5 separate regions of the Homo sapiens genome follow, and regions 1, 2, 3 and 5 are each linked to region 4. Evidence: chromatin contacts called from ENCODE Hi-C or POLR2A ChIA-PET data. All regions are on one chromosome and are shown on one strand. Each heading gives the region's core, a stretch centred on a gene start or an enhancer-like site at or near the end of the contact. The rest is flanking DNA. Distances are from core to core; before and after follow the strand shown. Region 1 holds the start of MRPL17 (mitochondrial ribosomal protein L17). Region 2 holds the start of OR52N2 (olfactory receptor family 52 subfamily N member 2). Region 3 holds the start of OR52E4 (olfactory receptor family 52 subfamily E member 4). Region 4 holds the start of CAVIN3 (caveolae associated protein 3). Region 5 has its middle 27 kb from the start of OR2AG2.

The links. A loop is a pair of places that touch in the nucleus more often than their neighbours do. ChIA-PET counts read pairs that join two places held with the same protein, here RNA polymerase II (POLR2A). Pooled maps may share reads with other maps.
Region 1: a map of heart left ventricle shows a loop between it and region 4 (2.3-fold over the local background). The contact joins the promoter of MRPL17 here to the promoter of CAVIN3 in region 4. A Hi-C loop is called at or near these places in 2 of 168 maps with a recorded cell type or tissue (endothelial cell of umbilical vein and heart left ventricle) and 18 of 50 pooled maps. POLR2A ChIA-PET finds 5 or more read pairs at or near these places in 4 of 52 experiments (BJ, K562, MCF 10A and 1 more).
Region 2: a map with no recorded cell type shows a loop between it and region 4 (2.7-fold over the local background). The contact joins the promoter of OR52N2 here to the promoter of CAVIN3 in region 4. A Hi-C loop is called at or near these places in 2 of 37 single-sample maps with no recorded cell type and 1 of 50 pooled maps.
Region 3: a loop to region 4 is called in a map of GM12878, with 2.5 times the contacts of the local background. The contact joins the promoter of OR52E4 here to the promoter of CAVIN3 in region 4. A Hi-C loop is called at or near these places in 1 of 168 maps with a recorded cell type or tissue (GM12878), 1 of 37 single-sample maps with no recorded cell type and 2 of 50 pooled maps.
Region 5: a loop to region 4 is called in a pooled map, with 4 times the contacts of the local background. The contact joins the enhancer-like site here to the promoter of CAVIN3 in region 4. A Hi-C loop is called at or near these places in 1 of 168 maps with a recorded cell type or tissue (transverse colon) and 8 of 50 pooled maps. POLR2A ChIA-PET finds 5 or more read pairs at or near these places in 2 of 52 experiments (BJ and OCI-LY7).

Annotation. Positions count from the first base shown.
Region 1 is chr11:6,682,090-6,686,770 of GRCh38, forward strand. MRPL17 (mitochondrial ribosomal protein L17) reads right to left here and starts at 1,251. Exons shown (of 3, transcript NM_022061.4): 1 at 1,034-1,251; 2 at 658-726; 3 at 1-313. The coding sequence starts at 1,207. The coding sequence ends at 29. It also overlaps the pseudogene RPL21P94. RefSeq lists enhancers at 793-1,555, 972-1,411.
Region 2 is chr11:5,807,421-5,812,731 of GRCh38, forward strand. It overlaps OR52N2 (olfactory receptor family 52 subfamily N member 2), which reads left to right and starts at 1,504. Exons shown (of 2, transcript NM_001005174.3): 1 at 1,504-1,634.
Region 3 is chr11:5,878,788-5,884,015 of GRCh38, forward strand. OR52E4 (olfactory receptor family 52 subfamily E member 4) reads left to right here and starts at 1,842. Exons shown (of 2, transcript NM_001005165.2): 1 at 1,842-1,927. It overlaps LOC112268071 (a long non-coding RNA gene), which reads right to left. Exons shown (of 3, transcript XR_002957231.2): 3 at 2,308-2,642.
Region 4 is chr11:6,319,251-6,324,576 of GRCh38, forward strand. It overlaps CAVIN3 (caveolae associated protein 3), which reads right to left and starts at 1,251. Exons shown (of 2, transcript NM_145040.3): 1 at 843-1,251; 2 at 1-314. The coding sequence starts at 1,226. It overlaps LOC101927825 (a long non-coding RNA gene), which reads left to right. Exons shown (of 7, transcript XR_930998.4): 1 at 1-447; 2 at 4,335-4,442; 3 at 4,644-4,785. RefSeq lists enhancers at 1-664, 1,208-1,257, 1,468-1,827, 1,838-1,897, 1,928-2,017.
Region 5 is chr11:6,742,923-6,748,027 of GRCh38, forward strand. No RefSeq gene overlaps it. Among named protein-coding and RNA genes, the nearest start is that of OR2AG2, 27 kb to the right of the region's middle. RefSeq lists an enhancer at 3,567-3,756. Within about 2 kb of position 3,614, at least 11 of the 41 ENCODE cell types and tissues checked have a DNase peak (open chromatin) inside an H3K27ac peak, as active enhancers do; they include OCI-LY7 and transverse colon, where a contact is called at or near this core.

The sequences.
Region 1 (4,681 bases), core at 1-2,500, 360 kb after region 4:
TTAAGGGCTGCAGACTCTTCAGATCCAGTTAAATCCCTGGTGTTTGAGCTGTGTGGGAGCTGTGGTTGCTTGCTTCCTGGCTTTGCCTGAGGTCCTGCCGCAAACCCTGCAGCAGCTGGTTTAGGAGTGTAAGGTGGCTGTCTCTGCGAGGCAGAGGCAGGGGTGGGAGGCAATTCCCTTTATACTCGATCACTGCCATCTTGGCCCGATCCAAACTCCGATTTGGGATCTGCAGCATTCTTGTGTAGCCCCCAGTTTGATCTTTGTACCGAGGGGCCAGTACTTGAAACAGCTTTGGGATCAAATCCTTCTCCTAGAGGGAGAATTATCCAAGAGACAGCAGAGTCAGGCAAAACTGCAGAGGCATTTAACTTTACACCATTCCCAAAGGTAAGGTCCATCCACACATAGAAAGACCTCCCCCTCCCCTCGCCAATCTGGCATAGTCAGTGTTACACAAAGGGGTCGTTTATAGGCAGTTGTGCAGAGGTATATTCACATCGACTTCAACTAACTTAAGACACAGTTTCTAATTTAGTTAGCAGCACTGGCCCATAAGTGAGTACCCAAGTTTAATTCTGCATAGTTCTCCTTTTTCCAACCCCCACCCCCAGGGAGCAAAGGGTGGGATTTTGAAGGCAGATAGGTCGCACTCACTGTGAGCCAGAAGTCAGCCATGCGCATGGCTCGTTCGTTAGTGTCTCCCAGCTTCCCATAGTCGATGAGCTGTGAGGACATAACATCACGGATCCAACCGAGCAAGAAAACAAGGTGCCAATCTAATTTCTCTAATGCCGGAAGGCAATCCATTCTTTCCACTAGCCAAGCATCTCCAATCTACGCCACCCCTAACTCCGCAGCCCTAACCAGTCTTCCATTAGAGGCGATGGAGGGGCGGGTTCAGCCCAAGGTTCTGGGGGACTCAGACTTGGGGAATGGTTTACCAGGTTGGTCCCGGTCCCTTTCCACTTGCAGCCGGCTCCGCCCCCTCAGACCAGACCCGCAGAGTGGACAAGAGGGCCGCGCTCCTCACCTTCTCCGCGTAGCCCCTCATTTCGTCCACACGCGCCCATGGTGCCTCGATGCGTTCGTGCCGCACCAGCCCTGTGAGCAAGTTCCGCAACAGATGGATGCGGGACTCGGGACCGAGGCCCATACGGCGAAATACGCGGCCATGGGAGATCGCTGCAGCGACCGACAGCCGCATGTTTCCAACTTCTGCCCGCCCCTTGGAGGCCGGAACTGGAAACTGGAAGGTAGAGCCGGTGGCGGCAATTTCAGGGAACGCATGCGCCTTAGCTCGGAGCGTGGTGAACGTGTTTGCGCATGCGCATCAGAGCCTGCCTCGTTGGCAATCTCGGGAAGGGCGGAGAAACGGTGTTGAGCTTTTCCAGAGGCGGCGAGCTGGGCGGGCTTCAGGCATCCAGAGCGCTCTGTGGCGGCCGAAGAACCAGGCGCCCCCTAGTGTGGGATAAGCGGGCCATCGGGTTTTTTTTGGGGCTGCGTCAGCCAGTGGCATTTAGGGCGATGGGGCGCTCCGCCGCGGAGACTCCTGGGAAAGAGAGCGTCTGAAGAGAAAGGCACCCGGAGGGTTCGGGGTCCTGCGGGCTGACGGCCCTACCGGGTCCAGCAGTGGCCAGCTGGCCTGGTTGACACCTGTACGCATTGTTTTTAACACAGTGATTTTCAGTAGTAATGGTGAGATGGATAATAACGATGCCCGGAAAAGAAACGCAGATAGTGAAATTTTTCTTTTATTGAAGTAATCACTCCAGTTAAAAAAATTACAGCACTAAAGGGAAAAGTAGTAGATTGTTTTTAATTACACCAGTGTGTCTTTTTAAGGGGAAAAAACATACCTACACATTTATGTGTTAATGAACAATAATATTATAGTTTGTTTTTGAGCCTTAACATCTGCAAATTGGCAATGACTGTCAAAATTATTCCTTGTTATGGGTTGAATTGTGTCTTCCCCATGATTCTTCCCGTCCCCAAAAAGCTATGTTAAGTCCTAACCTGCAGTAACTCAGAATGTGACCTTATGTGGAAATAGGGTCATTGCAGATGTCATTTGTTAAGATGAAGTCATGCAGGCATAGGTGGGCGCCTAATCCAAAATGCCTAGTGTCTAGCTAGCTAGATAGATAGACACATATATACGTACATACATATATGCAGGCCGGGCACGGTGGCTCACTCCTGTAATTCCAGCACTTTGGGAGGCCGAGGCGGGCGGATCACCTGAGGTCAGGAATTCGAGACCAGCCTGGCCAACATGGCGAAACCCCGTCTCTACTAAAAACACAAAAATTAGCCGGGCGTGGTGGCTCATGCCTGTAATTCTAGCTACTCGGGAGGCTGAGGCAGGAGAATAGCTTGAACCCGGGAGGTGGAGGTTGCAGTGAGCTGAGATCGGGCACTGCACTCTAGACTGGGCGACAGAGTGAGGCTCTATCTCAAAAAAAAAAAAAAAAAAAATGCGCATGAAGAGAGAGAGATGGACACAGGGTGATGCTGACCAGGTAAAGACAGAGACATACAGGCAGAAAGCCATGTGACCTTGAAAGCAGAGATTATGGAGTCAAGCAGTTGCAAATCAATGAATGAACACCAAGGATTGCTGGAGCACACCTGAAGCCAAGGGAAAGGTATAAAACGCATTCTTTTTCAGATCTGTCAGAGAGCATGACCCTGCTGCTAACACATCGCTTTCTTACTTCTAGCCTCCAGAGCCACAAAACAATAAATTTCTGTTGTTTTAAGTTCCACAGTTTGTGATAGTTTGTTACAGCAGTCTTAGGAAATGAATTCACTCCTCTTTACATGTACATATTCAGTAGACGTATAGATTTGTCACTTTGTCAGCTTATAGGTGACCAAAGAACACTTCTTTGCTAATTTTAATTTTGAAAAGTTTCTTTAATATGAAGGAACAAATATGCAAATAGGAAAAGTCATGAACATATAAATACATTGACAGATTTATACAAATCACACTTCACAATTAAAGAAATTTACAATAAATTACAGAAATTACAATTACCATTCATGTTTTGTTTCTTTGGGAGCAATTCTTGTAGTTTTCAATTGTCTTTGCAGTTGAAAAATTTCACTAAGATGTTTTCACCAGGATATATATATATTTTTTTGAGACGGAGTTTCTTTCTTGTTGCCCAGGCTGGAGTGCAATGGTGCGGTCTCGGCTCACTGCAACCTCCACCTCCTGGGTTCAAGCGATTCTCATGCCTCAGCCTCACAAGTAACTGGGATTACAGGCGCCCACCACCATGCCTGGCTAATTTTTTTTGTATTTTTAGTAGAGACGGGGTTTCACCATGTTGGCCGGGCTGGTCTCGAACTCCTGACCTCAGGTGATCTGCCCGCCTCAGCCTCCCAAAGTGCTGGGATTACAGGTGTGAGCCACTGTGCCCGGCCCACCAGAAAATTTATCATAAATTTCTATTGGTAAAAACTTGTGAAGAGGTTCTTCTTCAGCAAAAATTAGGTGAAATGAAACATTGATCCATTGTCTTAGAAAATGCTTACACTTGGTAAAAACAATTGTAGCATCAAACACTGTCCTTTTGACTTTTTCTGGCAATACAAGACCGTCATCTCTTGTCTCTTCTGGTAGTCTTCAAAATTTGATTCTTTTTTATATGTCAATTTCCTTACATTTTGTTTTTGCAGCATTACTACTGGCTTTCTCTGCAATTTCTGTGGGCTGATATTAACGGAACAATTTTTTTTTACAGTCCAAGGGTCTTTTATTAGTGGTATTATTTGCACCTATTATGTCATGAATTCATAGGGAATAGGTTCCAGTAGCTCTGGCTCCTCTCCATTGGTTCTCACCAAGTGTGCTTCTCTTGGTGCAGCAGGCTGGCCTGTCAGCTGAATCCAGGTACCTTTCTCTTTGGCTCTCTTCTTTTTCTGATCATTTTCTTTCATGCATTTCAGGAGACTACCTTTTCCCTTAGAGTGTTTAATGTGCTCCATATGCACATTAATTCTTTTGGCAAGAATCTAGCCCTTAACTTTTTTTTTTTTTTTTCCCTACAGCAATGCTAACAGCATGCTGAGTAACATTATAGACTCTTCCAGTTTTTGCCATGGTAACACTTGTGAGGCATTCCTTTTTGAACCATACCCATTCCCTTGATGTCTACAGTATCACCTTTTTTATAGACTCCCATGCATGTGGCCAACTCCATGTTTTCTAAAAGGCCTAGAAAACATACACTGGGTGCCTCTCCTGTTTTCCTTGTGTTGGCCATTTTGGTGAATTACCAGAATATGGAGCTTCCAGCCAAAAGGAAGTTAAAGCAACAATTTAAACCTTGATGTTTTACTGACTGTATGTTGTTCAAGGCTTATTGTGGCTCTTTGCAGATATTTTTGTGTTTGATTAGCCTTCTTTGAAACTTTACATTAATAAAAAAATACTCATAAAAGAAAAGTCCCAGAAAACCAAGGTTGTTTGTTTTAAATCTACTGTTTAAAAGCAGGGATATTTTGTACAACAGGAGTTGGAGTCATGAAATGTACCTGAAGTGAGCCTGAGAGCTAATTAAACTCTTATGAATTTATATCTATAAATATAAATAAAACTCTGGTCTCCTGCACAGCTGGCTCTGTGTGAGTTACTCTTTCTCTATCGCAATTTCCCTGTCTTGTT
Region 2 (5,311 bases), core at 254-2,753, 510 kb before region 4:
GAATTATCAGTCATTAATGTTAAACTATACTTTTAAACTCGTACTTATACACATGTAATACTTTTCTGGTGGTACATTTTAATATAAGTGACTTTAAATAATCAAAGTCTTTTCTGGTGGATATTTTCACTTTTAATACTGGCCTGACCCATAATAAATGCTAGCGGATATATCAGCTGAAAGATTATCTACTACTTGTTCAGGAAACTTAGCCGCGGGGATGCCTAGCTGCTTGGAGCCGCATCTGAAGCCTGTATTACTTGACCCTGGCAAAAGTAAGGCATATGTCCCATAATGTAGTCTGCTTAGGCATAGGCTGCGGCAGAGCATGGGCTTTTTCTGCTGTGGGGGCGCACTAGAGGCTGCACGACAACGACAACATGTTGAGGCAGATCCTTGATGTCGCTAGCCTGTCAAAAGCCACCTGGCGAATGAGGAGCTTGGATTCCTTTCACAGAGGAGGACTTAGGCTGGGCCTGAGGGGAAGGGTTGGGGGTATTAGATGGGGGACTAGGGGCATTAGGTAAAGGATGGTCCAGGGAATCCTATGTGCTGTTTTCTTTGCTAGGATCCTCTGAGAACCCTCCTTCACTGTCTCCACAGTAGGGGCAGGTGCATAAGGGAAAGGGAGGACAGGTCTTTGCCTCCAAAAAAGAGCATAGTCCAGTTCTTCTTGAGAAACTGGGCTTTTATTATTTACATGTTAAACTGAAAGTTGACATAGTATATCCTCAGTTGACCCAAACTTTGGCCAGAAGATTGACGGATTGAGGTTAGGTCTTTGAGTCCAAATAGAAAAGCAATATTTTATCATTTGTTGCTTTTTCTTATGTTTAGTTCTTTCATTATCTTCCCAACATTTTAGCATGAGACTTAGGGGACTATCAGGTGGTATATCTTTGTTACTATTCATATCCTTTTTCATGAGACTTAGGGGACTATCAGGTGGTATATATCTTTGTTACTATTCTTACCATTTTTGCTTGTAATATTTCCCATATTGGGTCTTGGCTAGGCGCAATCTCTCATATTAGGAATTTCTTGCCTAACGGGGCATTGCTGTGGCTCAACCCCATCATATTAGGGATTTCTCGCCTATTTGGCGAGGGATTCCTTGTGGCTCAACCCCTTGTGTTAGGGGACCTCTTGCCTATCCTTCACTGGAATCGTAACTGAGGCTCAATTCGCCTATCCTTTAGCCCCACCTGCTGGAGGCTCTTTGCATCCTTTCGCTTTGTCCACTCTGGCCGCTTCCCTCGTGGGAATATTTCAGGTTCCTCTTAGCCTTGATGGCGGGTCAGCATAAACCCCTGATGGGACCCCCATATGAGGTGACCACAGAACCACAGATTGGACTCATTCATTCTGCGCAGCAGGAGCGCTTGCTACCATTCACGCACTTTCAACCTCCAGAATGCCCCGACCCACGGCCCCCAACCACCAAGGAAGTACTTTGTCGCCCCTGTGACGTTTCCTACCTTGATCTGTGCACAGAGTTTACCTGGTCACCGCGGTATTGCAAGCCTCTCCTCCTCGCGTTGCTGAGAGTCCGAGTTTATTCATCACAATGGGTGGGTCCCGATCTCCCCTCCCTGAGACTACCGCAACGGGGCATTGGAATGCGTCTCCCCTGGGTAGGATGACTGAAGATCCCTTTCTGAAGGAGAGTGGGGATCCCAGATGAGCCCCCAGAGTTGTTGGGTGTAAAAATGCTCTAGGAATAAATGCTCAGTGCCGCAAAGTGAAACCAACACTTAGGCAAAAGTTCTCTTAGCAAGGCAATTTACTTCTGTAGAAGGGTGCCACTCGCATCAATCAAGATCACAAGAGCACAGGGAAGGAAGGAGAGCAGGGAGCTTTTATCTCTGACAGTTTCTACTTCTGTGTCACTCCCCCATGGGCTGGGGTCCCCCATGGGCTGTGTCACTCCCCCATGGGCTGAGCTGACCAGATTGGCTACTTGCAAATATCTTTCTAAATATGGAAGGGAAGGGGAACACGGGGTACAGTGGTGAGGCATGTGAGATGTGCAGTTTCCGGGGAACAATGAGTCCAGGTAACTACGGGAACAGATGTGAGTTATTGATTAGAGCTGATGGGAAGCGGTAGGCTGTTTTACAGTAACTAAGGAAAAGGAAAGTTGAGTTTGAGAACAAAAGACCAGGAAGTTAGCGGCTAAATCTTTGAAGAGGAACTCAGAGAAAATTATTGTATCTTACATTGTCTTTCAAAAAAAAAAAAAAAGTAAAGCTATTTTCAAAGCAGTTCTATAAAAAAGCTGAAAAATGATTACCATTGCCCAAGGATAGTTTCACTATTCTGTGGGCTAATTAAAGACAAGAAATTTAAATGTGTCCCAGAGATTCTGGCACATTGTGTCTTTGTTCTCATTGATTTCAAAGAACATCTTTATTTCTGCCTTCCTTTTGTTATTTACCCAGTAGTCATGCAGGAGAGGCTATCACAATCTGAATTTAGTACAAGAAGATACTGTATTATGAGAAAGAACAAATAGCAGTAAGTTTAAGGAAAGGAAGAGAGATTTGGGAAAACGGTATAATTAATTATTCTACACTTATTACTTCAAGTATAAGGACTTCATTTAGAACAACATTCTTCTTGTCATAACTCATTCCTCTGAGTGGGAGAAGCATCAGATATCAGTGAGCTATGGGTGAGCTATATGCTGAGCCTTGACGCTTCACAGAAGTCAATCTCCCTGCCTGAATAGGCCACGCATTCTGGTCTGTCCACATTAGCAAAGTCAGTGGCCAAGCTTTCCGAAAGAGACTTGTATGTGTCTATGCTAGGGACTGGATGAGCAAGCTAGTCTAAATCAGAGGCAAGGCAGAACAAGGTATTTTGCCTGAAAAATCTAAAGCCTCATTTTCCCAGATGTATATCATAAAATTGTTGACATTCTCTGTCAACTCCTTGTCTCCTGTGTGTCTCAGCTCTGAACTGAGGAGGAAAGTACAAGGTTGTATTAAGAGGCCCTCAAAAATCCCAAAACATTTTAAAATGGAATTATGATGGAAAGATAAATAAATAAGGTAGGGGAAAAGTCAAATGAAGCAAAAACGCAAAGGAATGTGTTATAAGTATGAGATGTAATGTCACAAATTACAAATACCAGAAAAGACTTTCAGAAGGAACAAATGCTCAAGGTGGTACAGAAGATAAGCTGGTGTTAACATTGTGGAAGGGGGATGGGAGGTAAGAACTGTTTAAGGAAGAGGAAATGGCCGGCATGGAGGTTTTGAGGAATGAATGTGCCACACATGAAGGGACTGAAAACAAGATTAAGTGGGCTCAAATCAGGGGCCAGTTCTATCTGAGTTTATAGTACACAATCTTTTTTTTTAACCTAATATGTTACCTTTTTGTTGTTTTGTTATTGTTGTTTTGCTTCATACTAAACCTAGAGCCCTATGCCTATGATGTCAGGTAATTTCATAGAGTCATTTTTGGGTTTATGGTAAGAACAAGAGAGACAATGAAAAGGTTTAAGAAGATGAATGATAAAAGCTTTCTACTTGGAGATAAAAATTTTTTTATTGTAATACAGAAAGTTGAGAAAATAATTTTTGAAAAAACTATTGGCAAAAGTGGCTAAACACAAAATATATTAAAATATTTATAAAATATGATATATAAATATAATTTAAACTTTGGCCACCTGTTTTATTCTTGATATGTAAGATTTAATATAAAAATGAAATTCAAAAGCTAAGAGAGTGTATTACTACCAGACCTGCCTTACAAGAAATGCTAAAGCTGAAAAAACAGGATGCTGATTAGTGACATGAAAACGTATGAAAGAATAAAAGTCACTGGCAAAAGTAAGTACATAGTGAAACTCTGAATAATACTGTTATGGTGGTATATAAATCACCTATATCATTAATATGAATGTTAAAAGACAAAATTAATTTAAAAAATAGACAGCTACAATAGTTTGTTAAGGGATATACAATATAAAAAGAAGTAAATGTGACATCAGAAACATAAAATATCAGGGAGAGTTGAGTAGAAGTATGGAACTTCTTTATGCAATTGAAGTTGTTATCAGCCTAAAATAGCCTTTTATAAATATAGAATGTTTTATGTAAGACTTGAGGTAACCACAAAGCAAAAACCTATAGTAGATGCACAAAATATAGAAAGTAAAGAACGAAAGCACACTATTAGAGAAAATTATCTATCACAAAAGAAGACAACAAGAGAAAAAGAAGGGAAGAAAGAATGTAAAAAACAACAAGAAAACAACAAAATGGCTGTAGTAAGTCCTTACTTATCAATAATTACCTTGAAAGCAAAATGATTAAATTCTTCAATCAGAAGACATAGATTTGCTGAATGAATTAAAAATAGAAGACCCAACTATTTGCTGCCTGTGAGGGCATCACTTCACCTCTAAAGACACACACACAGGTTGAAAGCAAAGGAATGGAAAAAGATATTTTGGGCAAATATAAGGCAAAAGAGTTCAGAAGTAGCTATATGTATATTGGCTAAAATAGCATTTAAATCAAAAACTGTTAAGGCAGGAACAGAAAATCAAACACTGCATGTTCTCACTCATAAGTGGGAATTGAACAATGAGAACACATGGACATAGAGAGGGAAACAACACACACCAAGGCCTGTTGGGGGTTGGGGGTTGAGGGGAGGGAACTTAAAGGATGGGTCAATAGGTACAGCAAACCACCATGGCACACGTATACCTATGTGACAAACCTGCACATTCTGCACACGTATCCTGTTTTTTACTTTGAGAAGAAATGAGGAGGGTCGGGCAAGGTGGCTCACACCTGTAATCCCAGCACTTTGGGAGGCCGAGGCAGGCGGATCACGAGGTCAGGAGATCTAGACCATCCTGGCTAACACGGTGAAACCCTGTATCTACTAAAAAATACAAAAAATTAGCTGGGCATGGTGGCGGGCGCCTATAGTCCCAGCTACTCAGGAGGCTGAGGCAGGAGAATGGCGTGAACCCAGGAGGCGGAGCTTGCAGTGAGCCGAGATCCTGCCACTGCACTCCAGCCTGTGTGACAGAGCGAGACTCCATCTCAAAAAAAAAAAAAAAAAAGAAATGAGGAAAAACAAAAATTTAAAATAGTGTAAAGGTAATTATATATTGATACAGAGGGCAATTAATCAAGCACATTAACCATTGTAAATATATATGTCTGTAATATCACAGCACCTAAATATATAAAGAAAATATTAATAGAGCTGAAGGGAGAGATAGACTGCAATAAAATAATAGTAGGGGATGTCAACACCGCATTTTCAACAATGAAAAGAT
Region 3 (5,228 bases), core at 592-3,091, 440 kb before region 4:
TGAAAATAGTGGGAAAATATATCCAATCCTTCAACACTTTTCAGAAGTAATGTCCTCAGGGAACAGCTGGGTTTCTGTTTCAAAAGGAAGAGAAACAGAACATCAGAAGTGGTTTAAGGCCAAAAATAATATCACTGCTCATAAAAAATTGATTCTAGAAGTCACAGTGAAATAGTCTTGGGAATAGGAGAGGGGTAGGTACAGTGACCAATTAGGAGATATATGATTATATGATATGACCCTAACAGAACTAGAATTTTTATGTTTTAAAAATAATGTAATTCAATGCCAGAACACCTCCTACAATCAAAGCACTATACTAAGTGAACTGAAGGATAAAGTTGACTTAAACATCACTCTAATATCAATCCATAAAATAATGGAAGACAGAAAACACAAAACCAACACAAAATAAAATTTGCCTGTTATAATAGTGGCACACACTGATGTGAAAATACAAAAGACACAAAGATTATATCAGATTGATTCATATGAAAGGTCATTAAGAAGTATAGGACAATTGAGAAAGTGCTGAAGCAAAGTAGAAATGAGATGAAGTTATTTCATATGGAGGACTTTTGATTATCAAAGACAAGATGTGTGTTCGGGAGTCATGTAGTATAATGAAAGTATAAAAAGTTGATTGGGTATTGAGTGAAGGACTTTGGCAACAATGGTGTTTGCCCCTTATTACATAAAGTCTACAGTATACAATGGAGAATGTAGGGGTCATGGGAAGGAATTTTAAGCAGAAATTGGATAGAGTCAGACTTGATTTGGGAAGATAAATGTGGATACAGTAAGGAAGATGGACACAATGAGGGAGAAACAGGAACCTCAGGAGTTACTTTCTCATTAATCAAAAGAGAAGTAATGAACACAAGAACGTGGCAGATCAAACCAGAATCTCTCTTGGACCACAGACGACATTGCTGTTTCTGTGCTAACAACTCAAAATAGTCTGAACTTAGGAGGCAAAAAATACCAACTAATTGTCTAATGTACTTATTTTTCCCTCAGTCTATTTCTAACTATAGTCAGGAAAACCAGGCTCTGCAGCATGTCCTGGTAGTACTATCGGGTCTACTATGTCATCATTCAGGAAGGGAGCCTCTCAGGAAACACTACCTCTGCTCTGGCTGGAAGGGACAATATAATATGTTTTATAAGGAAAACGTAGAATTTTCTTCACTTTCTGCCAAAAGAGCTGAAACACATGAAAGCCTCTCTTCAAAGACTATCTGTTCACCATTAGTTATAGACTGAGAAGGAGAATCTTGGTGGGTTGGAAGAAAGTTGCTGCTATTATCTGCAGGCATGCACACTGCCAATAAACAGAGTTGTACCACAGAGTCTAATTTGTCTATTTGAGATGTCTTCTCCTTCATCTTTTGAAGCCTCAATTGTAACAGCTGTGAAACTACATCAGGATTTACACAAACATATTAAAACAGAAAAGTTGCTGAGAACAGTTTCATGGTCACACTGTGAAGAGTTAATGGTCCAAAATCAATGCTTTCATGGCTCCTGAGGGAAGCGGAATTAACATCATTCCCCAAACAGATTCCTCTCTCTTCAGGATAGCTCCCTTCCCATCCTTTCATAACACATCTGCTCCCCTGAGCTAAGGAGTTATATCTAGCATGGTGTTTCTCTGCAGATGCAGTGAAGAGGAATAAAGACTTACTATGACTTAATGACCCTCGAGTCCATGTTTCTGCCCAGAGGATTCCGAAGACTAGGCTCGGGGATTCTGGGACATGCCTGGTCATAGGGATGCTCTCACTCACTATAAAGTTGCCTCCACTTTACCAAGCAGGCTTGTTGCTCAGAGGCTTCAAGGGGAACCTAATCACGGTCTTTAAGAACCTGGACTCATGCTCCAATTCTGCTCCAAGTGAGGGCTGGGAGAAGAAATATTACAGAGGTAAGAATGCTTGTGCAGGAGAAGTGAAAAGATACACAGGAGAGAAGAAGAGGGCAAATGAGGATAGAGAGGCCAGATTCTTCCACTTTTCTGAGGAATTATCCTAAGCACCATTGCACCATTTTCTTCACAGAGGAACACAACAGAGCACATGGGATTGGTGAGGGCAGTGGTGTACCAATTAGTAATGCACAGAATTTCTGTCTGTGTATCTCTCTCTCTCCCCCCTTTCTCTCTGCCCCTCTCTCTTACACACACATACACTCATACACACACATTCTCACAGAGTACACTGTTCACAGCCGAAACACCACAAATACAGTCATATAGTAGCATGGCCATACTTGTTGTCAATAAGACAAAAGGATGTTATTGCAGACTTCTTTTGTATGTGTTTATTTAAGGTGGTGGGTGGGTATCACATGTCAATATTCAAATACAATTACATAGGCATTAACATATTTGGTCTGTAAAGTTTTATTCTCTGTTTCCCTCATTGTCTGAGTGAATTTAATGTTGCCAGTTGTAACTTGGTTCCCTATATCCCTACTACTTTATGGAACCATCCCCAAGCCATTTTTATTGTAAGCACAATACCCCTGCTAGATCAGCCGGACTGAACCGCCAATGGCACAGTTATGGAAGAGCCTGAATGAAGGTATTTATCCACTTTATCCATTCATCAACTGCTTTGGTCTCACCAAGATTGGGAAAGCTGTAAGAATAAGAGGAGAAAATTGTTTCTTTTCTAAATGAGCAGTATTGGGTCATATTTGTATCCATAAAAATCTAGACATAAATATTAATGTCTGACTCTGTGCCATTTCTTCACTTTGGCCTCTTCTGAGCCATTCCTCCTTTATCTAATCTTAGGCCAAACTGTGACATAATTTGGACTTTTTACAATGAAATAACTTCTTTCTGCTAACAGGTGAATTATTTTAGCTATCTTGCATTTAAATAAACAAAATATTTGGGAGCATTAATAAAATAAGTAAGTATAATTTGTTGAGGATACACTATGCACTAGCACCTATACAAACATTGGTCTTATTTATCATTAAAATAAACCACATTAGTTATAATTTATCATCTCATTTTTACAGGAGAAAAAAAAACTGATCTATCTGGTTAAAGAATCTGTCCAAGGGTCTCAAGCAAGTAAATGGTTTAGCAGGTTTTCCAGCCATGTCTGAAAAGTTTTAAGGTCCACAGAAGACTTCTGTAATATTCTACTACAGTCAGCAAAAAAATAAAAATCCAACAAAGTAAAAAAAATCACAAGTTCAAAATGTGAACTTTGGTGAGCACAATAAGAGAAAAATTGCTAATTGTTATGAATTTGTCTTTTCAGATGGACTCCAGTAGGGATCTTTGTCAATGTGCATATCTAGAGAAGAACAAACTTAATAATTTGCCCTCAAAAAATGATCTTGAGGTTATTGGCCATACACTGTCTGCTACTGTGGCATATAGTTATAACAGAAAGAAGGCAAGAATTCAGGTAAAACTGTGAGAGGGTGGATGTGCTGGCAGCTTTGAATTTTACTGTCAGAGAAGCGTCCTCTTTGCCATCTCCCTGGGAATGTTTTTCTCAGCTGGCAAAGTATCATGTTGAGACACAGCCACCCTTAAGATTGGGCTGACTCTGGACTGTAAATCTCACAACACATCATCCTAGCTATTTCCTCAGACTCTCCCAGGTGAAATCACAAAAACCACTGCCCTCTGATTTTTCAGCCTGGCATCTTTTCCTCAATACTGGCAAACATTATGTTCTTTTTTCAATTTTCTCTCAGCTTCTCGGGGACCAAGAAATGCTCTTGTTCTTCTCATACAGAATGGGGAATTATTAACTCCTTTGCTTGTGTACTTCTGCTGTAAAATAGCTACCTGGCAAAGTTACAGGACAACTGATGTATGCAGCCACGTACATAATAAAACATGATTTCTCTCTCTACTCCTATCTCTCCAACCTTCTCCGTCTCTCTCTCTCTCTCTCTCTCTCACTCTCTGTCTCTGTCACACACACTCACACACAAACAAAAGCACACTTATTACAAACCCCAACTCTGATTCAATTAAATGCTGAACAACTGGGAACCAACATTCATGTGGCAGTTTTGAGAGTATTACAATGATTACCCCTGGTTCTCAACTCTTAGTTGCAGCTATTCTCTTTGTAGAAATAAGGCCAGTACATGCATAAATATTATACAATCCAGGTTACATTAGTTGCTACAGAGTTGTACAGTGTCTTTAGGGATGCAAAGTTAAAATAAGGTAATTTTCCTTGTTATTGTCAAGGAATCAATGAAGAGTCCTTAAAACATTTTAATTTCAATATTAAAATTTGCTAAATATTTGATCTGTTTACACCTGAAGGTAGGCACAATTTTGGGACATGGGAATTTTTTTTATGTTACTAACTGATGTTATAGATTGTAAGGAAGATAAACATAATTTGGCAGATACACACAAGGCATTTTATTGGAAGGATATCAGGGAATCAGAATGACAGGATCTTGGAGAAACTGGATTGTTCATGAAGATTTAGAAGCATCAAAATTAGTAATTAATCCATAATAGAAATGCACTTATCAGTTTAGCTGAGTTAGAACCAGGAAAGTTCTAACAGAGACTGATTAACTACACTTATGTGATGTCACTGTATAAGATCCTTACGTTTATATTATAATAAAACATAGAAAGTGGTAGACAGTAGTACTTCTCCTTTGTACTAGGAATCTTTGTCTCATCTAGAAACTATTGAGATACTCAGAATTTTAGTTTCTCTGAATTACATCCATAATATTTATATTATTAGACATTAGAGCAAAATTTAAATATTTAATATTAAAATAATATTAACAAACTATTATATAAAACATAATTTGGTACTTTTTGTTAAAATCACTGTTTTTCAAGAAATTAGTTGTAAAAATGGTATCATTTTCCTTTGCAAATATTTTTATTGTCTAAGTTAAGATAATAGAGCTGAAATCTCACAACATCATTTACAATTTCATTTAATCTGTTATGGTAGCACCTCATATAACCTCTGGAAAATTTCACTATGTACTTATGAGAGAATGAGAGTGAGAATGGCTAAAAATTTTCTATTATAAAAATAGTTTTGAGCTTGTGAACTTCTGGAAAGGTACTTAGAAAACCCCAGAGATCTCAAGACCACACTTCAAAGAACACATGGAATGGTGATTTCCCAAAAAGTAAAGAAGGGCTACTTAGGAAAGTAATGGAAGGGAATGCCGTAATATAAATATGCATTGCATTATGAAAT
Region 4 (5,326 bases), core at 1-2,500:
TCCAGCGTGGGCTCCAGCGCAGGCTGGGCTTCCGGCTGGGCTTCAGCGCTCCGGCCAGGCCCAAGGCGAGGCGGCTTGACCGGGGTGGGCGGTGGCGCTGCAGGGCCTTTCCGGCCCGAAAGGGCCCTTCGGAGGCTCTGTACCTTCTGCAATCCGGTGCGCCGCAGCCGCTGGGCCCTGGACTCCACCGGCTCCTCGTCCGAGCTCTCTCCAACTTCGGCCTCCAGCTGCTCTGGGCCCAGCTCGGACTGGTCCGCCGGGCCCAAGGGCTCTGGTGCCTTCTGGAAAGCGCTGGCTGGGACTTCACCCTCCTCCTGCATGTGACGGACACAGCACTGATCCTGGCAGCTCCTTACCCCCAGCAGCCCGAAACTCACTCCTTAATTACACAAGGGAAACCTTTTACCTCCGCAGCCAGAGTCTGGGGGGAAAGGCAGGCGTGGGAAGGTAAGGGGAGGGAAAGCTGCGTGCGAACTGCAAAACGCTGTAAAGTAGGTGAGGCCTGGTGAGGGGCGAGAAGAGGATAGTGCCCGCAGTCACGGAATGCCCTTTCAACCACCGTTATTTTAGGGATTGGCTGGGACTCAGACCAAATTCTGCGGACGTGGCCTGAGCTAGAGCTGGGCGGGCTTGGATTGGCCAGGCGGGGCTCAGGCGTGAGAGGGAGGGATGGGGCTGGGTCTTGGGAAGTGGGTGCGGCTCTGTGAGTCTGTTCCACAGCAACAGACGGCGGGAGGGGTCAGGAATGTGGGTGTGGTAGGTGGATGGAAGCGGGGAGCCCCCAGCTGGTGGCCCACAGGCCGGCAAAGGCCTCGGATTGGGGACCGTTTGAGGTCACTGACCTTGAAGAGCAGAACGTGGAGCTTCCCGCGCGCCACCAGCAGCCCGTGGTTGGCCTCCAGCCGCTGCACCTGGGCTGCGCGGCGCACCGCGCGCTCTTGGGCGGCGTTGGCGTGCGAGCTCACGCGCTCCGCCTTGGCCAGCAGCTGCGCCAAGGTGTTGCTGGTGGTGTCGTGGCTGCGACTCAGAGCGCCCAGGCCGCTCTGGATGCGGCGCACGGACCCTGCCAGGCCTCCCTGCCTTCGAGCCAGGCCTCCCTGCCGCTCCCGCAGAGTCTCCAGCATGGAGGCCAGCTTCTCCAGCAGGGTCACCACCGTCACGGCGTGCACGGGACCCCCCGCCGGCGCCTCGGGCACAGGCCCCCGCTCCAACGCACTCTCCCTCATGATCCCTGACCGCTCTGCTCCGTCTGCCTGCAACTGCTGGCCGCACTACGGTCAGGGGCCTCCTTTCCCTGGCTCCTCCCCAGCTCCAGCTGTGACTCAGGCAGGCGGAGTTGGCCTTCTGGGGCGGCGGGAGGGCGCGAGGGCGTGGGGATGTTGGCAGCGGGGTCTCTTGAAAGCGTTTCGCCTTCCGCTGTCCCGCGCCGGGGGCCTGCTGGGAAGCCTGTTGGCCCCAAATCGGCCCCCTGCAAACCCTCTCACTCTGAGTTTGAGTTACCCTCCTCCGCTCCAATTCCCTGGTGTGCCTGTTTCAGTTCTCCACTGCAAAGGGCGAGTCACGGAAATTTTTATTTCATGCATCTTAGTGGGCGCAGAGACTGTGTTGGCACGGCAAAGAGATAACCAGAGGGGCCTCCGTCGCCGTCCACTTTCGGCCTCCCACACCAGTGAAGATTGCCCCCAGGCTGGATGCAGGCGACAGGGAGGCCCTGGAACATTCTGCTTACAGATCGCGAACTGTCAAGGCCCGAGGCCCCGCTTTGTGACTTGGACAGGCTGCTCATTGTGGGCTGGCGGGCGGGGCATCCTCTGGTGTTTTCCTAATAGTCATCTCCAGGGTTTAGCCTCAGGCTTCGTTTCCTGCTTCTTTATTTCGTCCTCTTGGGTAGCATTATCTGGTTTCTTTTCTCTAGTTTTCTGCCCTCTCTTTCTTTGGGTTTCACTGGTAAATCTCAGCCGCCCCGGCCCCAGCACCCAAGCTTGGAGGATAAGCAGGACACCTTCACCTCTTTTAAAATCCTTAAAAGCGTTAGACTAGGCACTGGTCTTTGCTTTGATAGAGGTTACTTGGGCTCCTGCCTGACTTTTTTTGCTTGTTTGTTTGTTTCTTGTGTTCTGTGGAACTGCGGAGAGTAAAGATTTGAAATTGCTGCTGCAGAGAGGGAGAGAGTGGGCATGGAGGATCCAGTTAATGATGTGGATTGTGAATTTCTAATGTCAGCAGTTCGAAACATCCCATGCCTTAGCCGGGCGCGGTGGCTCATGCTTGTAATCCCACCACTTTGGGAGGCCGAGGGGGGAGGATCACGTGAGGCAGGGAGTTCCAGACCAGCCTGGGCAACATGGCAAAACCCCGTCTCTACTAAAAATACAAAAATTAGCAGGGCGTTGTGACACACGCCTGTAATCCCAGCTACTCGGGAGGGCTGAGGCAGAAGAATCGTTTGAACCTGGGAGGCAGAGAATGCAGTAAACCAAGATTGCTCCACTGCACTACAGCCTGGAGGACAGAGCAAGACTCCATCTCAAAAAAAAAAGAAAAGAAAAAAGAAAATCCCGTGCCTTGTTTGTAGCAATACTTGGCAAACCGTCTCACAAATGCAAGTAATCCATTAATCCTGATGATCTCTCTCCCTCTTCCTCTTCTCACTGAACCTGTGAGGGCCACTTGTTGACAACTGTGGAAGAAACTTGTGTCACTCTGGAAATAGTTACATGGGCCTGAAGTGCCACAGACGTGGGCAGCTAATGCCAGAAATCTGGTGATGCTAAGCTGATGGCTGATTTCTACAAATACAAGGCCATAAGCCTGACCCCTGCTGCTTAATACAAGAGAAAATAAGCTCTCTTGGGAATCTGGTGGGAATCACCATCTCTTCCAGTGAAACTACATTTACCCAGAGAGATCCATCAGGGATGTACCAGTTAAAATGCTTTCAGACTGAGGGAACAAAAACTCAATTCAAACAGTACTTAGTAACAGGAAACTCAATTCAAACATAATTGAAAAAGAGGATTGGTAGAGTGGTGATTAAGTGTGAGTCATTCACAGCTCCAAATCTGGTTTTCTACAGTTCTCTCCACTGCTCAACTATGAGCCCCATCCCGCACCTCTCACACTCCCCCATGTCCCCCACACACCCCCTACCCATGTGTATGTGCCCACATACGCACAGGTGTCAGCTTCATTCCAGGCCTCACAACTCTGCACAAGATCTTAAAAAAAAAAGGGGACCATCTTAAAATTTAGGACATTTATTTCCCAGAAGCCTCCCAGAATTTTTACACTTGCCTTCCACTGGGTTACATGGCTTTTCCAAATCCAAATTCTATGGCTACAAAAATGACATGCATTGATGGGTTTAGGCCTATGTTCCCTAAACAATCACTGACAAGAAATCTAATAATTGGCTTTTGACAAGTTAGATCAATTCTGAAGTAGAGTAGATTCAGCTTCCCCAGGAGTATTAGGGTGGTATGGGAGGAAAAGTGGATATCTGTACAAAAATCTGGGTACTACTGGGAATGGATATTAATATTACAGGAAGCCTATGAAAGAATCACCAGCTTTGATGAGTGGGGCTAAGGAAATTCAGTGCATTTGGAAGTAAGAAGTACTTGCATAGATACTTGGATAGATTTGGATAGATTTTTTTTTTTTTTCCTGAGACCAAGTCTCGCTCTGTCACCCAGGCTGGAGTGCAAACGCGCGATCTTGGCTCACTGCAACCTCCGCCTCCCAGGTTCAAGCAATTCCCCTGCCTCAGCCTCCTGAGTAGCTGGGATTACAGGCACGCGTGACCACGCCCAGCTAATTTTTGTAATTTTAGTAGAGGCAGGATTTCACCATGTTGGTCAGGCTGGTCTTGAACTCCTGACCCCATGATCCGCCCACCTTGGCCTCCCAAAGTGCTGGGATTACAGGCGTGAGCCACCGCGCCCAGCATAGACAGATATTTTTTTAAAACCTGGTAATGAAGTGGCATTGTTGTCTGGAGTAAATACCCGAGATTGGTTGTGTCACAGCTATGGAAAACTAGGACATGGACACACAAAGAGGTTCAGAGCAGAAGTTGAATAGGCAAAAGAAAAAGAAGAGCTCTCTGCAGCAGAGAGGGGTCCCAGAGAAATGGGTTGCTGGTTCCACCGTGGAATGCAAGGGATTTTATAGATGACCTTAAGGAGGCAGTGTGTCATTTACATAGGGCACAAAAGATTGGTTGGACCAGGTGTGTCATTTGCATACAGCTCAAAAAACTGGTTAGGGCTAGGTATGCCATTTGTATAGGCACAAAAAGATGGCCACCCCCACCCTAATCTTTTATTTTGCAGATGGGTTCTCTACCTGGCCAGTGCCATGTTGCCTGTTTCTTTACTGTAACTGTGGTGACAAAGAAAAGGGAAGATGGAGCCTCCATGTTGAACATACCTGGCCCCCAGGTAGCCCTTTTCTATTGACACAGCTGCTGGCATTCACCCCTGCAGGCTTCCAGCTTGCTTATCTATGTTTGCAGCTTGATTTTTCAGGCTGTTCTTTGTTAGAAAAGAAATGATTTGGGGGCTGATTTTTGTTAAAAGGGAAATTCTGCTGAGGACTCTTTTGCCCTCACTATCTGCCTAATTTTTTTCCATCTCCTGTAGCACTAACTCCCTCTCTGGATATCTGGAACAAGGAGGACCTTAAACTTAACAATAAAGCCAATGATGGTTCTACCAGTCTCCCCAAAGCCTCAAGTTTAAAAGCCATATGAACTGGCTGATAGTGGAAAATGGAAGCCATGAGGTAAGTAAAAATAACTTGGGGCCAGCTAGAAGAATGCCTGAGTCAATAATGCAGAGATTGACAGAAATTGTAGTAGAGTGACCTTGATTATAAAGTATCCAAGGAAGAACTGTATTGCAGTTTCCAAAAAGGGTAAGAAAAGAAGAAAACAAAGAAAGATGCAGAATGATGCCCTCTGTTCAAAAATAAACTTACGAACCTTAAAATTTTAAAGGGTTTATTTGAGCTAAGAACAATTCATAAATTAGGCTGCACTCAAGGCCAAAAGAGGTTCAGAGAGCTCAGCTGCAGCAGTGTGGGCAGTGAGCTTTTATAGGCTGAACATGGAAGTAAGACAAAGAAAATATATTTGATTCATTAATATGGAAATTCCCCTAGTTAGAGGTTAGTTGGTGGTTTCTGATTGGTAAGGTCCCTAGTTTTCTTTTACTTTTTACATTGGGCTTTGGTTTGCTTATGTAGGAATCAAATGTGGTGGAGCCATCTCAGCCTGATGGCTTCCCAATTAAAAAACTTTATAACACCTCTAAGGCAGTGGTCT
Region 5 (5,105 bases), core at 2,364-4,863, 430 kb after region 4:
TCTGCACAACAATATGGGTTAATCTCTCAATATTAAGTTGTGAGAAAGGAGTCAAATACAAAAGAATAACACTGTAAACTTCCACATAAAGAAAGATAACTGGCAAAAATAATTTATAATATTCCCATCTTTCCAGCATTTCAGACTCCAAAGAAACCTCTCTTTCCTTCAGTCCTTACAATCAGACATCACATCTTCATGATTTCATATTGAATTGTATTATCTATCTCTTCCTTAGTGCCAGGCACTTTGCTAGACAATAGGGTTGAAGAGAGAAATAAGAAAATGCATGGGAGAGTCTTTGAGCCTAAAATCCAGCAGCCTAGAGAAAAAGCTAAGAGTGACAAAAAGATTTACATCAAAGCATGTTAAGGGTCCTCTCCCCTTTGATGGCCTCACTTCCTAATTCTAGAGAAGCCATCTGGTCAGGCCTTTCTCACATTCAAACGTTTCACCTTCAAATTTAAGACTACAGTGGCCACCCTTGTGTTTTTTTTTTTCTGATCCCCAAGGAAGAAGTGTCCCTAATCTCTGTGCAATACTAATTCCGTCCTTGAAATCCTGCTCCTACTTATCTCCCCTAGGGTCTTGCTTTCTATCTCTTGAGTCTAAGATATCTCCAGCATCTTACTTTCTTGGTTGCTTCACTCTGGACAAGAAAACATACTCGAGGCTTCCCATACTACTTAAATGCAAATTGGTTCCTGCCTATTCTATAAGTTTTTACTTTCTTTATATTTTCATTATTTCTAGATTTCTCAAAAAAGTATTTCAATTAGGCATATCTGGCTCAATAAATGTTTGTTGATGAAATGAATTGATGAATTCGTTCCACCTACTTCTCATCATTTAGTCTCACTTCATCTTTTTCTTAAAAAGTTCTCTATAAGCCTGATGCTCACATTCAAATTACCAAGTCAGATGTCTCTACAATATTTTCATCCTACTAATTCTAGGGACCTGTCTTTTTTGACTGCCTCTCCTTTCTTGTATCCATCATGAAAATATTCCTTTAAGTGAAACTGATCACACAAGTAACATGGATTAGAGATTTATCAAAGATAAGCTAAAAATCCCAGAATTTGTTTCACGCTTTTTTTTTTTTTGAGACGGAGTTTTGCTCTTTTGCCCAGGGTGGCATGATGTCGATCTTGGCTGCAACCTCTACCTTCTGGGTTCAAGCAATTTTCCTGCCTCAGTCTCCTGAGTAGCTGGGATTACAGGTTCCGCCACCACACCTGGCTAATTTTTGTATTTTTAGTGGAGACGGTGTTTTACCATGTTGGCCAGGCTGGTCTCAAACTCCTGACCTCAGGTGATCCACCCACCTCGGCCTCCCAAAGTGCTGGGATTACAGACGTGAGCCATCGTGCCCAGCCTTCATACATGTTTATTGAGGGCTTTCAGTGTGTTGAAAAAAGTTCTAGGTGCTGTGGGTTGACTGATGAATAGATTAGATCCCTACCCTTACAGAATTCACATTTTAATAGAGGAAGGATTATGAACTTGTAAATGTATGAATAAGTAGATAACATTTTCAGAGTTTTTTAAGTGCTAAGAAAGAAATAAGGAAGTAATGGGATTAAAGGTCACTTGAGACTACTTTAGATTTTGTGCTTAGAGCGTACCTCTTTGAGGAGATGTATCTCTGCTGTTAACTATGTGATGCTTTAGGCCCTTCTTGTCTTTTCTAGTTTCTACCAAATTTTAGTTTGCCTCAGACTCTGACACCTACCCTATATCTTACTATTCCTTTGGATTAGGAGTTGTTCTTTGGACTTGTTGGATTAACTATGTAGAAAGGTTTATTCAATTAAAAACTCATCCTAAATTCCTGGCTCTAGCCCTTTGGCCACATCTTCTTCTAGGAAAATTTTTGATAAAGGAAATCCACCCAGTTTTGATGGTGAAATGGTGAAGCAGGAAACTTTTATGTCGTGGAAGCTTCGTTTTCCTAGTTCTTCCCCCATAATTTTGCTTCCTGTTGAATACCCATTACATATTGGACATTAGTGTGCCCTATTTGCCTATTCTGTGAGAGTAGCCCTTGAATCTATTTTCTCACTCCTCTTGTGATCCATTTTCTACATTCCATCCTGAAAATCGTATTTAAATCATTTACTTCTTTGTTTACAAACTTTTGAAATCCTACATTCGTTTATGATACAATGAAAACTACGTGACCCTGGCCGTTAAGACCCCTCATAATGTGGCAGCAATTAACCTCTGTAATTCCTTTTTACAACCACTCTTTTCCCTTTTCCTACCATCTGGGTCACTCTCTTCCCTTAAATGCCACATCAGCCATCTTCCCTCCACCTCAAGGACCTCAAGATGTTTCTTGACTTTGCATATTTCACTATATGAACCCTTCCCTACTTTCTCTCCCTAGGATTTTACACTCCTGACCTAGTTCATGTTTCTCTTTATTTGTGAAGCTTCATTAATTTTCCAGGTCAAGTTAGCAACTCTCTTTTCTGTGTTTGCAATACTAGCTATTATTCAAATGAGTCAAATTAACAACATGAAACTTTTTTACTTGAGCCCTTTGTTCCTGGAAAACAGTTATGGTTAAAGAAATCCATCCACTTTTTTTGTGTTCTGAGAAAGGGATTATTACAAAAAACCACCCCTCCCCATATGACTTAGATAAGGCATATGTGTCTTTTTTTTTATGATAGGCCAGACACAGACTCTTTAAATTCTCATTCTCAGCTTCATAAAAGATTAGCTGAACTGTTTATCCTCACTGGACAGTAGAAACAAAGTGATTATTAACTTGACCGAATATCAGTTAAATTTCTCTTCCTCTTCCATGCTCGTGAGTTTTGATCTATCCTTCTTCTGACCCAGCATACAACCCTCCTAAGAATCAGCTGACCTTGGGTAAAACATTTCATGGTGATCTTCCTGTCCCCATACTGATATCTTTCTAGCTTTGTTGATCCTTCACCATAAAAGGAAATCTTTTTCTCTCTGGTCTTTGAGATGCTTGTAGCTCTTGTGGTTGGATGGTTTTCTCTATTGCAATACTCTCCTTCCTCTTGTTGCAATGATCCTTGTGAATAAAGTCTCTCTTTACCTAAAAATGTGTTTGTTTTTATTTGATAACAAAAGTTACCAAAATGTTTTTTGTCTGTTTCAATTATATACTCCTTCTTCTCCCAGATTTGTAGCTTTTTGGAACCAGTCTTTTTCCTTTTCCTACCATCTGGCTCACTCTCTTCCCTTAAATGCCACATATTGGACATTAGTATGCTCTATTAATGACAATGCCAAATCCACATTTGTATTCCCAGCATGTCTTAATCTCCCTGTGTCTGACTGCTCCCTATGTTTATTTACATCAATTTCTCTTTCTACTTTAGTTTCTGGGTCTGTTGCTGTATCTCTCTGTCTGCTCTATTTCCTCTGTTCTTTACCTACCTGTCCTGAGGCCAAGATCCTGTCTTCAGGTTGCTCCAGAGAGACGTGCATGGAGAGTAGGTTCCTTTTCTGGGGCTGGGGCTGCCGACGTACAGCTTCACCCCAGGCTTTGGCCCCTTATGTGAGACAGGAAACTGAGTTTATCCTCAGAGCAGTGCAAAACTTCCTGCTGTAAGGTTTTACTTTCGTATTTGTTTTTTGTTTCTAAATCTGCTGATTGAAAGGAAGCCTGTTTATGCTTTCTTGCGAACACCATGTTCATATGGGAACTGGACCATGTTTACATTGGGACCACCATGTCCTTACATGGCAGAAGAGCAAACAGGCAAAAGAGGGCTGAAATCACCCTTTTATAACAGCATTAATACTATCTATGAGGCAAGAACTCTCATGGCCCTCTCACCTCCCAAAAGCTCCATCTTCTAACACCCCCACAATAGGAACCAAATTTCAACATTAATTGAGAACAGACAAACACTCAAACCAGAGCTCCAGTCAAATCCTCGATGAGACCATGATCTCAGTCAACACTAGATTACAATCTGGTGACATCCTAAAGTAGAGAACATAGCTGTACTTTACCTGGACTTCTGGTTACAGAAACTACAAAATAATAAATGTGTGCCATTTCAAACCTCTAAGTTTGTGGTAATTTGTTATGCAGCAATAGAAAACTAAAATATGTCAGTTGATCATCTTAATGAGAAATGGTTTTGGTAATGGCCATTTTCAAGATAGGAAAAAGAAAAATAATCACAGGAGATAGATGACAAACCCAAGATCACACAGGTAGTAAGAAGCAGACAGAGAACTCTAAGTCTAGCTTTCTTCCCATGACACTATGTGGTCTAACAGAGAAGAAACCATGGTTGCCTCTGCAACTGCCCATCTAAACGAAAGCTCTCATTTTTCTTATCTCTGATGGACAGAGATGCCTGCAAAACAGCTCCCTTATTTGCCTTTCACCTCTGAGGATAATAGCCCTTTATACTGAATTAACATTTCATAGTTTCTTAATTAAATGGGGTGAATAGTGATTAGGCCCAGACGCACGATAAACTCAGAGCTTTACAGAAAAAAGAGGAAACACTCAATTTCAGTGATTCTTTTATCAAAATTCCCATCTGTTCCTGCCCTGACAGTGAGAAAAATGAAGCCCACTAAGGTAACATGTGACTTCTGTGTGTGAGCAATTTTTTTTGCAACATCTGAGGCTCTTTTTCTACATCCCTCCAGTGATTTAAATTTCTAAAACTCAAGTTCTTTATTAAACACAAGCACTAAGAGAGTAACAGTCATTTATTTGTTCTTTGCATTTTAAGAAGAAAGGTCAAAAACACACTTCTGATTTGATATTTTTAAGTATCCACACCATTTAAGAACACAGATATATCAATTATAAATTTAAGATAGATGCAATAAATTCTTAATAAGGCAAGCATTCAGAATTGCAGGATTATTTTTGAAGTTATGTTATTTCCATTGGGCAAGGTAGCAGTTTTTGAAGTCCAAGAACCTTAAAAGTCTCCTTCTGAGGAGAAATTTATATTGACAAAGACCAGAGAAGTTATAAATATTCACAGTTTGCATAGCAGTAATAAGAATGATATTCATTGTTCCTGTTCTTAATTTGACATATTTCTAGTTGGATAGAAATTTCTCCAACTGATTCTATGTAA